2 separate regions of the Mus musculus genome follow, and region 1 is linked to region 2. Evidence: chromatin loops called from intact Hi-C (ENCODE). Cell type or tissue: heart. All regions are shown on one strand. Links, peaks and the distances in the headings refer to the core of each region. The heading gives the core; the rest is flanking DNA.

What was found. A loop is a pair of places that touch in the nucleus more often than their neighbours do. Peaks named below come from ENCODE experiments on the same cell type or tissue, not always from the same donor. Only the 100,000 strongest peaks of a DNase experiment are listed, where the experiment ranks them.
Region 1: it touches region 2 in a loop (4-fold over the local background); 2 of 42 quality-filtered maps call a loop at or near these places.

Annotation. Positions count from the first base shown.
Region 1 is chr16:3,837,134-3,841,611 of GRCm38, forward strand. Olfr15 (olfactory receptor 15) reads left to right here and starts at 1,842. Exons shown (of 1, transcript NM_008762.2): 1 at 1,842-2,780. The coding sequence starts at 1,842. The coding sequence ends at 2,780. In heart, for the core only: a CTCF peak has its summit at 2,574; no DNase peak of the experiment used is centred there; H3K27me3 peaks cover 1,191 bases.
Region 2 is chr16:4,045,437-4,049,914 of GRCm38, forward strand. It overlaps Trap1 (TNF receptor-associated protein 1), which reads right to left. Exons shown (of 18, transcript NM_026508.2): 12 at 3,915-4,062; 13 at 444-629; 14 at 7-145. Among named protein-coding and RNA genes, the nearest start is that of Dnase1, 11 kb to the left of the region's middle. In heart, for the core only: no CTCF peak of the experiment used is centred there; no DNase peak of the experiment used is centred there.

The DNA of each region.
Region 1 (4,478 bases), core at 143-4,142, 210 kb before region 2:
TTGCAATAAAAGCCCCTAAGCTCACCTACACACTTCCCTGGTTAGGCCAGTAGCTGAAGTTCCCATGGAACAGACAGGCCACAGTTCAGAGAAACGACAGAATTCTCTCCCAACTGTTGGTTTCTAGGTGACCCATGAATTATTTACTGTTTAGATCCTTTTAATTAGTAGGCAAAAGAAGAGAAAAGATCTTGGTTTTCTTATATTTAGAAATAGCAGTCTTGTGGGTAAAGTGCTTGTCACACAAGTCTGAGGACCTGAGTTCAATCCACGGCACCTACATAAAAAGGCAGCTGTGGTGGTATGAAGAAGTTAGATGTGACAGTACACCTTGTCATCCCAAGACTGGACAGGGAAAACATGTGGGGCTAACCAAGAAACCCTAGGTTACCATAAGAGACCCTGATTAAAAAAGCAAAGAGTACCACTTCTGAGGAATAACACTTAAGGCTGACTTCTGTGCACACACACACTGCCCAAGGAGATGTTAATTGGCTGTTATTGACAAGAGTGTGTTTGCTGCTTTGAGAATGTTAAGAATGATTCCTTGGTTTAGCAGTAAACACAGTAGACTTCAAATTATCAGGTATATTTTAATTTCCCTTACTATGGACACATGTAGATTGATTTAACTTCCTTACAGAAAATCCACTTATATATTTCACACATTTGACTTAAGCTTTTTTGGCATGTGTTTATTTGTTCTATATTCACCTTCTTCACTGACAAATTCATGCTTTTTGTGTATGGTGAATATTCAGTATTCTCGTTAGTTTTTTAAATTATTTTGGGTGTGTATGTTTTACCTGCGTGTATATATGTGTGCTGCATGTATGCAGTGCCCATGGAGGGCAGAAGAAAGCATCAGATCTATCAGAGTTTGAGTTGCAGACAGTTGTGAGCCTCCAGGTGGCTGCTGGGAACTGGACCTTGGTCCTCTGGAAGAGCAACCAATGCTCTCAATGGCTGAACATCTCTCCAGCTCCTACCATCTCTCTTTTTTTTTTTTTTTTTTTTGAGATCCGATAGACACATGATGATCTTTCCAGACCAGGAGTTTTAATTTGAGAAGAGAGGACTATAAAAGACAGAGAAAAGGAATTTCTTTAAAGATTATTTATTTTAAAGATTATTTATTTTGATGGTCATGGTGCCACATGGCTTTAATCTCAATACTCAGAAAACAGAGCAGGTGGGATCTCTGTTAAGGCTAGCTTGGTCTACACAGCAACTTCCAGTCTGCCTAGGGCTGTATAATGACAGACTGTCCAAAAAAAAAAAAAAAAGACTTTATTTTAAATCATGTAGGCATGAATTTTGGGTGGTATGTTCACATATGTGCAGTTGCCAGAAGTGCATGTCAGATTCCCTGGAACTGGACTTATAGGCTATTGTGAGATAAGGGCGCTGAAATCCAAAGTTGGAATCTCTGCAAGAGCATTCTGTGCTCTTAAATGTTGAGCCATCCTTTCAAGCCTGAGAAAGAAATCTATCAGTAACTTCCGGGGAGATTTTCCAAATTCACTGTGTGTTTCCCTCTTAGAGCAAAAGAAAACTTGGCTGAGGAAATTGGTGTTTTGAGAAGGTATCTGATCTAACCTGCCCCTCTGACCTGTTGCCCTAGCTGTTGTCTGTCCTCACAAGGCACTCCCTTCATCTCTGTGCTAGGTCCCTTTTGACATCCCAGCTCAACTGACAACCAGGGCTTGCATGAAAGCTCGTGGCCAGGAAGGGTGGACTGGGCTTTAGCTGCGGAGCCTGAGGTGCACTTTGGATGCAGGTTTAGCAGTAGCTGCCTCTTCCCTTGCCTGAGCAAACTTCAGTGACTGAGGCAGCCGGTGATGGAGGTGGACAGCAACAGCTCCTCTGGGAGCTTCATTCTGATGGGTGTCTCTGACCATCCCCATCTGGAGATCATCTTTTTTGCTGTCATCCTGGCCTCTTACTTGTTGACGCTGGTTGGGAACTTGACCATCATCCTGCTTTCGCGCCTTGATGCTCGGCTCCACACACCCATGTACTTCTTCCTCAGCAACCTCTCCTCTCTAGACCTTGCCTTTACTACCAGTTCAGTCCCTCAGATGCTGAAAAATTTATGGGGGCCAGACAAGACAATCAGCTATGGTGGGTGTGTAACTCAACTCTATGTTTTCCTTTGGCTGGGGGCTACTGAGTGCATACTGCTCGTGGTGATGGCATTTGATCGGTATGTGGCAGTTTGTCGGCCCCTGCACTACATGACCGTCATGAATCCTCGCCTCTGCTGGGGGCTGGCTGCTATTAGCTGGTTGGGTGGCTTAGGCAACTCCGTGATTCAGTCAACATTCACTCTCCAGCTCCCATTTTGCGGACACCGAAAAGTGGACAACTTCCTGTGTGAGGTACCCGCCATGATTAAATTGGCCTGTGGAGACACAAGTCTCAATGAGGCGGTGCTCAATGGTGTTTGTACCTTCTTCACTGTGGTCCCAGTAAGCGTCATCCTGGTCTCTTACTGCTTCATTGCTCAGGCAGTGATGAAGATCCGCTCTGTGGAGGGACGTCGAAAGGCTTTCAATACGTGTGTCTCCCACTTGGTGGTAGTGTTTCTCTTCTATGGCTCTGCGATCTATGGGTATCTGCTTCCAGCTAAGAGCAGTAATCAAAGCCAAGGAAAATTCATTTCTCTCTTCTACTCTGTGGTCACACCCATGGTGAATCCGCTCATCTATACTCTAAGAAACAAAGAAGTGAAGGGGGCCCTGGGAAGATTGCTGGGGAAAGGAAGAGGAGCCAGCTGAGGACAGCACAATCGTCTTCATTTCTTATTGCCTCTCCACCTTGCATTCTGTTTTCTTATGAGAAGTTCTGTCTTCAGTAAAGCCAATGCATATTCCTGACAATTCTACACATTTGGAAGATGGTTAGTGTTACTTGAGACATTCTTTGTTTATTTTCCAGAAATACGACTGTGGACCACAGGTAACAGGGCAGATATGTATCGTTGTAGGTCCAGAGACTATTGACCTACAACAGATCCATTTCAGTGTCCCTGACTCTGAGGTCCACATTATGTGTTATAGCATAATTCTGATGAATTTTTTTTACTTCCTAAGGAAAGAAACGTGAAGTTTCTTGTATAATTTTCTGTAATTCCATGAATTGACACCACACGTTATCAACTTCAGATGAAAATAGAATTCATCTTGGTATCTTAGCCATCCACCATCGTGTTCCGGTTCTCTGTCTCTTCTTAGTACTACATACAGGCTAACTATTCATGCTTCCCATCTCCTTCTCACCTGATTATCCTTTTCTGTATGTCTGCATCCAAATTTACCTTCTATCCAATGTGATAATTAATAAGAAAAGATAGGCAAGACCATTTGCCTTTCAATACTAGCCTAAAATGTCTCCATCTGGCTTTGTTTAAATCATTGCAGCTGACAGCCAGAGCCATCGGGTTTGCTATGAGTCAGTGGACTATGGGATATGCTATGGTTCCTTAAGCAAGTTTAGGAGGGTAGTCTGTCCATTAAGCATGTCCTCTGTTTCAAGTTTTAATCTTCCAGCACTACTGTCCCAGAAATCCAGCAACTGGTTTAGAACAAAACTTATCTCAAGAAACTTGTGTGTTGGAACAATAACACCTATATTGTATGTAGTACAAGCAATTTAAGCTTATCCCTGACTAGCTCACAAATAAATGGGACTCAGACTTTGGTTATTTTTAATCTATTTTTCTAACTGCTGGCCTGGCTACCTCCCCAGCAATGTACCCCAGATACTTGCTCTTTCTCCTGGCCATGTACTCATGGTCTATCGCCCCTCGTGGTGGCTTCCTCTTCTCTCGCGTACTTCCTCCTCTGTCCTTACCTTAGTATATACTTCAAATTTACTTATAAGCTCTTGTAAATTTTCTTCTGAGACTCCTCTCCAATTTTTATTATTTTCCTTTTCTTGTATCTTCAAGTATTTCTTTTATTTTCTTAAATGACTTTGCTCATTGCTAGAATGGCAAAACAAAACAAAACAAAAAAACCGCTCATCCGCCACCACAGTTTACACACCCTATGCCTAGACAGAAGCTATATTAATATGGGACAATTGTTTAGCAGCTACATTATTAGAAAAGAGAAAATTAATAGGTTTTAGAAGTAGTTTCAAAGGATCTGCCGCTTTGCTTCCATTTCTGTTATTGTATTTGCCTGCCTATTACAAAGTATATGCTGGATAAGTGCTAGTGAATGAAATTATATTAAGTGTTATGGATCACCTTCTTATGGTAAGAACTAAATGCTCCATGCAGACCATTTTCACATTTGCTGGTTTGGGTTATCTCGTCCCTTGAATAGAATGGAACGAGCACAGATACATTTTCCCTTCCAAATTTTCATAATTCCCCTTTAAAAATCTAACAACACTATCCTAGCCTGAATTTGTTTCTCCAGTTCAGATCAAAGCCACAACTTAGTTTTCCAATCGTGTCCATAGCAATA
Region 2 (4,478 bases), core at 107-4,106:
GTCAACCTGGAGATGTGTCCTCAAACTTTTCCTCCTTGTAGTGATCAACGACGATGTCTGTTTCCACAGAGATGAGCTTCTTCTTGTCAAACTCCCTCAGGTGCAGCAGAGTAAGCTCATCGAACTGCTCATAGCAGAAGAGCACCTGCAGGCATTCAAGCCTGTCAGCTGTAGCAGCAGAGGGCACTGCTATGGACACTGGGGTCTGGGGCCTAAGCAACAGCTCACAGAGCCATCTAAGACTGGCTCTGGCTGTCTTGCCACGTGCATACATTAGTCATGAATAATCCATCTGCCACCTAGTGGGAATGACAACCACATCACAGACGGGCATTGCCTCACACCACATAGCTTCCAGGGCCTCAAACACAGTCATTTTCTCTCATGCACTTAGACCCTGTAAGATACATTCTTGGCCCAGCAGCAAGCCAGAGCCCACCTACCTCAGTATGTTTCTGCTTCATGGCTTCGTAATAGGGTGAATGTTCAGCCAGGTGACGGTTAGGGGCACACAGGTAATAGATGTTGCGGGTGCCAGCCTGCATTCGGCTGGCATAGTCTGGTAAGCTGGTCAGCTGCCCAGCAGGCAGGGCTGAGGACTCATACCGTAGCAGTTTTGCAATATCCTCCTGCAGATGTGGGCAAGTCACTGCTTACTCCAGAGCCAAAACCTGAGCGCGATTCCTAACTCAGACTCTTGGTGAAGCCTGCAGCTTTCTGGCTCCCCAGCCTGGTCCCCAAAGGTTATGGTAGACTCAGAGTTTCAGATGCGCCTATGAACCCCACTGTATATAGGACCATGAGAAAACATTTGAACCTAGGTGATCAAGGGCCTCCTGAAGAGCTGGGTAAACTACCTCAGGATATTCAGTCGTCAACCTCCCCCCCCCCCCCCCGCCACCCCCCCATACCAGACCTTCTCTCTGTCCTCAGTAACAACTAGACGCAGTTCCCAGCCTCCTCAGCCAGTAGTGTTCATTACCAGTTCTGGCTACTGGAGTATGTGGCAAAGAGAGAGGCCTTATGGGAACAGGACATAAATCCATGCAATGCAGCCCCCATGGGCTGTGCAGAATAAAGAGCAGAGGTAGGATCCTGCAGTGTCAGCTTGGCTGCTACAGTATCTAAGACACTGTCAGCACTGACCACCTCAGCACAAGGCCTCAAGGAAAGGGTTTAAGAATGGATAGAGTTAGACCCAAATGCACACGCTACTATGCCTTGGATTCCTAGTAGACAGAGAAAGAGTTTCAGAACTTGCCAAGAACAGGTATGGCCAAGCCGGGTGTGGTGGCACACGCCTTTAATCCCAGCACTCCGGAGGCAGAGGCCAGCCTGGTCTACAAAGTGAGTTCCAGGACAGCTAGGGCTATACAGAGAAACCTTGTCCCAAAAAACAAAAACAAAAACAAACAAACAAAAAGAGCAGGTATGGCCACATCCACATCATAGGTACATCTGGCTCTTACCTTACACAAATATACCTAGTCAAAAAATGTATTCCAATCATTTGGAAAAGGCCTTGTCTGGCTCAGCAAATGCTATTAGGTGCTGTAACTAAAAGTGAGATAAGGGGCTAGAGAATAGGCTCAATGTTATAGGGGCTTGCTGCACAATCTTCATGAGGGCTGGAATTTAGATCCCAGCACTCACATAGCAATTGGTGTCTCACACTCTAGATCCAAGTAGGGACATTCTGGCTTCCAACCAAGCTGAGAAAATGTAAGTTCCAAGTTTAGGGAGTTATGGTGCTTGAAGGACACCAGGCATGCTCCTGGCCTTCACAGGCACACACACAGATGCAGACACAGATGACTAAATCTTAAAAAGTGCGGTCAAAGAGAGTGAATGTGTCACATACTGATCATAAACGCTCCCAAGAGCTCATGAGCTGGGTACCCAAAGCAGCGGTCTTCACAGACGAAGCCTCGAGAGATGACCAGATCACATGACTGAAACTCATGAGCTCTCGGCTAACAGGCTAACAGGAAGTGACAGACGTTAGGACTGGGGTCTAGGTGGTAGAATCATTGGTGTTGGTATTGTCTGGACTCCACCCCCAGTTACTTGGCAATGGCTAGGTAGGCCTGGCCTTATAAAAGGGGCTGCTTGCCTACTCCTCTCTCTCTTACTCTTGCTGCTCTCCCTTGCCTCTTGCCCCCCTGCTCCTTCTCCCCTTCTCTCTCCACGTGGGCATGGCCAGCCTCTACTCTCTCTTTCTCTCTGCCTTTCTCTGTCTCTGCTACTCCTTAACTCCCCTCCCCATGCCCTGAATAAACTCTATTCTATACTATAATGGTGTATGTCTGGTCCCTCAGGGGAAGGGATGCCTTGGCATGGGCCTGCTGAGGCACCCACTTCCCCCACACCTCACCACACCCCCATATTTTATGGAATAGAACATATTCCTATACTTTTTTTTTTTAAGATTTATTTTTTATGTACATGAGTACACTGTAGCTGTCTTCACACACACCAGAAGTAGGCATTGGATCCCCATTACAGATGGTTGTGAGCCACCATGTGGTTGCTGGGAGTTGAACTCAGGACCTTTGAGAGAGCAGTCAGTGCTTTTAACCACTGAGCCATCTCTCCAGCCCCCTTCTTTATCTTTTTATAAACACATCAATTAGGGTGTGTCCTTTAAAGGTGTGTTTAAGTGTTTTCTGTCACCACATGCTCCCAGTGTAATATCCATGGCAAAGGGTCACTTCCCTCCTTGAAAGTCCTCTCCTCAGCTACTCTGTCACAATGATGGACAAATATAACAAAAGCAGACCTTAAGTAGACAGGACAGTTGGAGCAGCTGACAGGCTGGTGGGAAGAAGGCCCAGAGAAGAGCCATGTGCCAGACTTTATAAACTATTTGCGAACAAATGTATTCCTTTTCAGCAATTACACTGGCCAATGGTAGTATTAAGAACTCCACCCTTTTTTGTTTCTTTGGTTTTTTTTTTTGGTTTTGTTTTTTCGAGACAGGGTTTCTCTGTGTAGCCCTGGCTGTCCTGGAACTCACTCTGTAGACCAGGCTGGCCTCAAACTCGGAAATCCGTCTGCTTTTGCCTCCCAAGTACTGGGATTAAAGGTGTACGCCACCATTGCCCGGCTGAGCTCCACCCTTTTATAAGCCAAATAAATCCTTTTATCCCCAAGAGACTTTTGGGTGTGGTGCTACATCATAGCAAAAGAAAACTTAACTAAGACAGTAACTGTACCCTAATCTCACCACTGCTTTTCTGTTCTTTCCTTAAACCCACATCTCTCTTCCTGCCATCTGCTGGGGCCAGGGTGTCAAGGGTCAAGAGACTTGGCCTTTCAGCTAAGAGCATAAGGACTTCGAGACAAGGGTATGTGATGGCTGATCTTGACCACCACCCTGACTGGATGGAGAAGTGCCTAGGAGACACAAAGCACACCTCTACGTGGGCCTGCAAGGATGCTCCAAGCCCCTCCCCTGTATCAATGGATTCCAGCAGTTTTTACAGATCTAAGCACTCTGTTCTGTTCCTTTCCCCAGTGACAAAGTATCTGAGAAAGTCAACTTGAAGGAGCCACAGCTGACTGAGGAGGCGCACTCAGTTAATTTCTGAGTCTCAGTGGCACCACTGCATAGACAGGGGGCCCAGGTAAAATAGAGAGAAAAAAAACGCACAGGAATTCTGTTTCGGCTCCAGCTAACTGAAGCAGATAACTATGGCTTTGAGTAGCTTTTGTCAGATGTTCTGTCAGTGCCTGGAGCCTGGCTAACACAGGTAAGAACACATGCAGACCTGCTGTATCTATGAGGACAGACCCAGAAGCCCAGTGTTCCAACTGCTGCCCATGTGACTTGTCACCACATCCAGGACAGCCTCTACCAGCTTCCTCTGTAGCAACAGGGCTGAGGCTGACAGGGAGGACCGAGATCATCCTACCTTGATGTCTTGCTCTGCAGTGGTCACAATGCCCTCCCTCATGAACAAGCCATAATCTTCAAAAAACTTTGCGTATTTTTCAGCATCTTTTTTACTCTGGTCAATGAAGAACTTGATCAATCTCTGTTGTAGAACATCCCGGAGTTTCCTACAGAACACAAGTTACTCACTGTGAACAAAGCTTTCTGTCAAGTAAGGGGGCGGGCGTACACACCCGGAGCCAAAGGGAAACTATAGAACAAGAGACACTGTGCTGCCCCCTAATGAGAAGCTCGCTAGGATGCTCTGCAGGTGGGTGGTGGTACAAACTGAATTCCACAGGACAATCAGTAGTGGGCATCTCCTGAGCACCAGCAGGGATCACATATGAGAAACAAGGAGAGGCGCCTGCACTGAAGCACGTGACAAAATCACTACGAACAGGCTCAGGGTTAAAGTGGATCATGCTGAAGCCGACCAGAAATGTCACCTAACAGTTCTAGAGGTAGGAGCAAAGGTCTGCTGGAAAAAACTAAACCAAAGCAAACCCAAGCAAACCCAGGCAAACTTCAGTGTGTATTCATG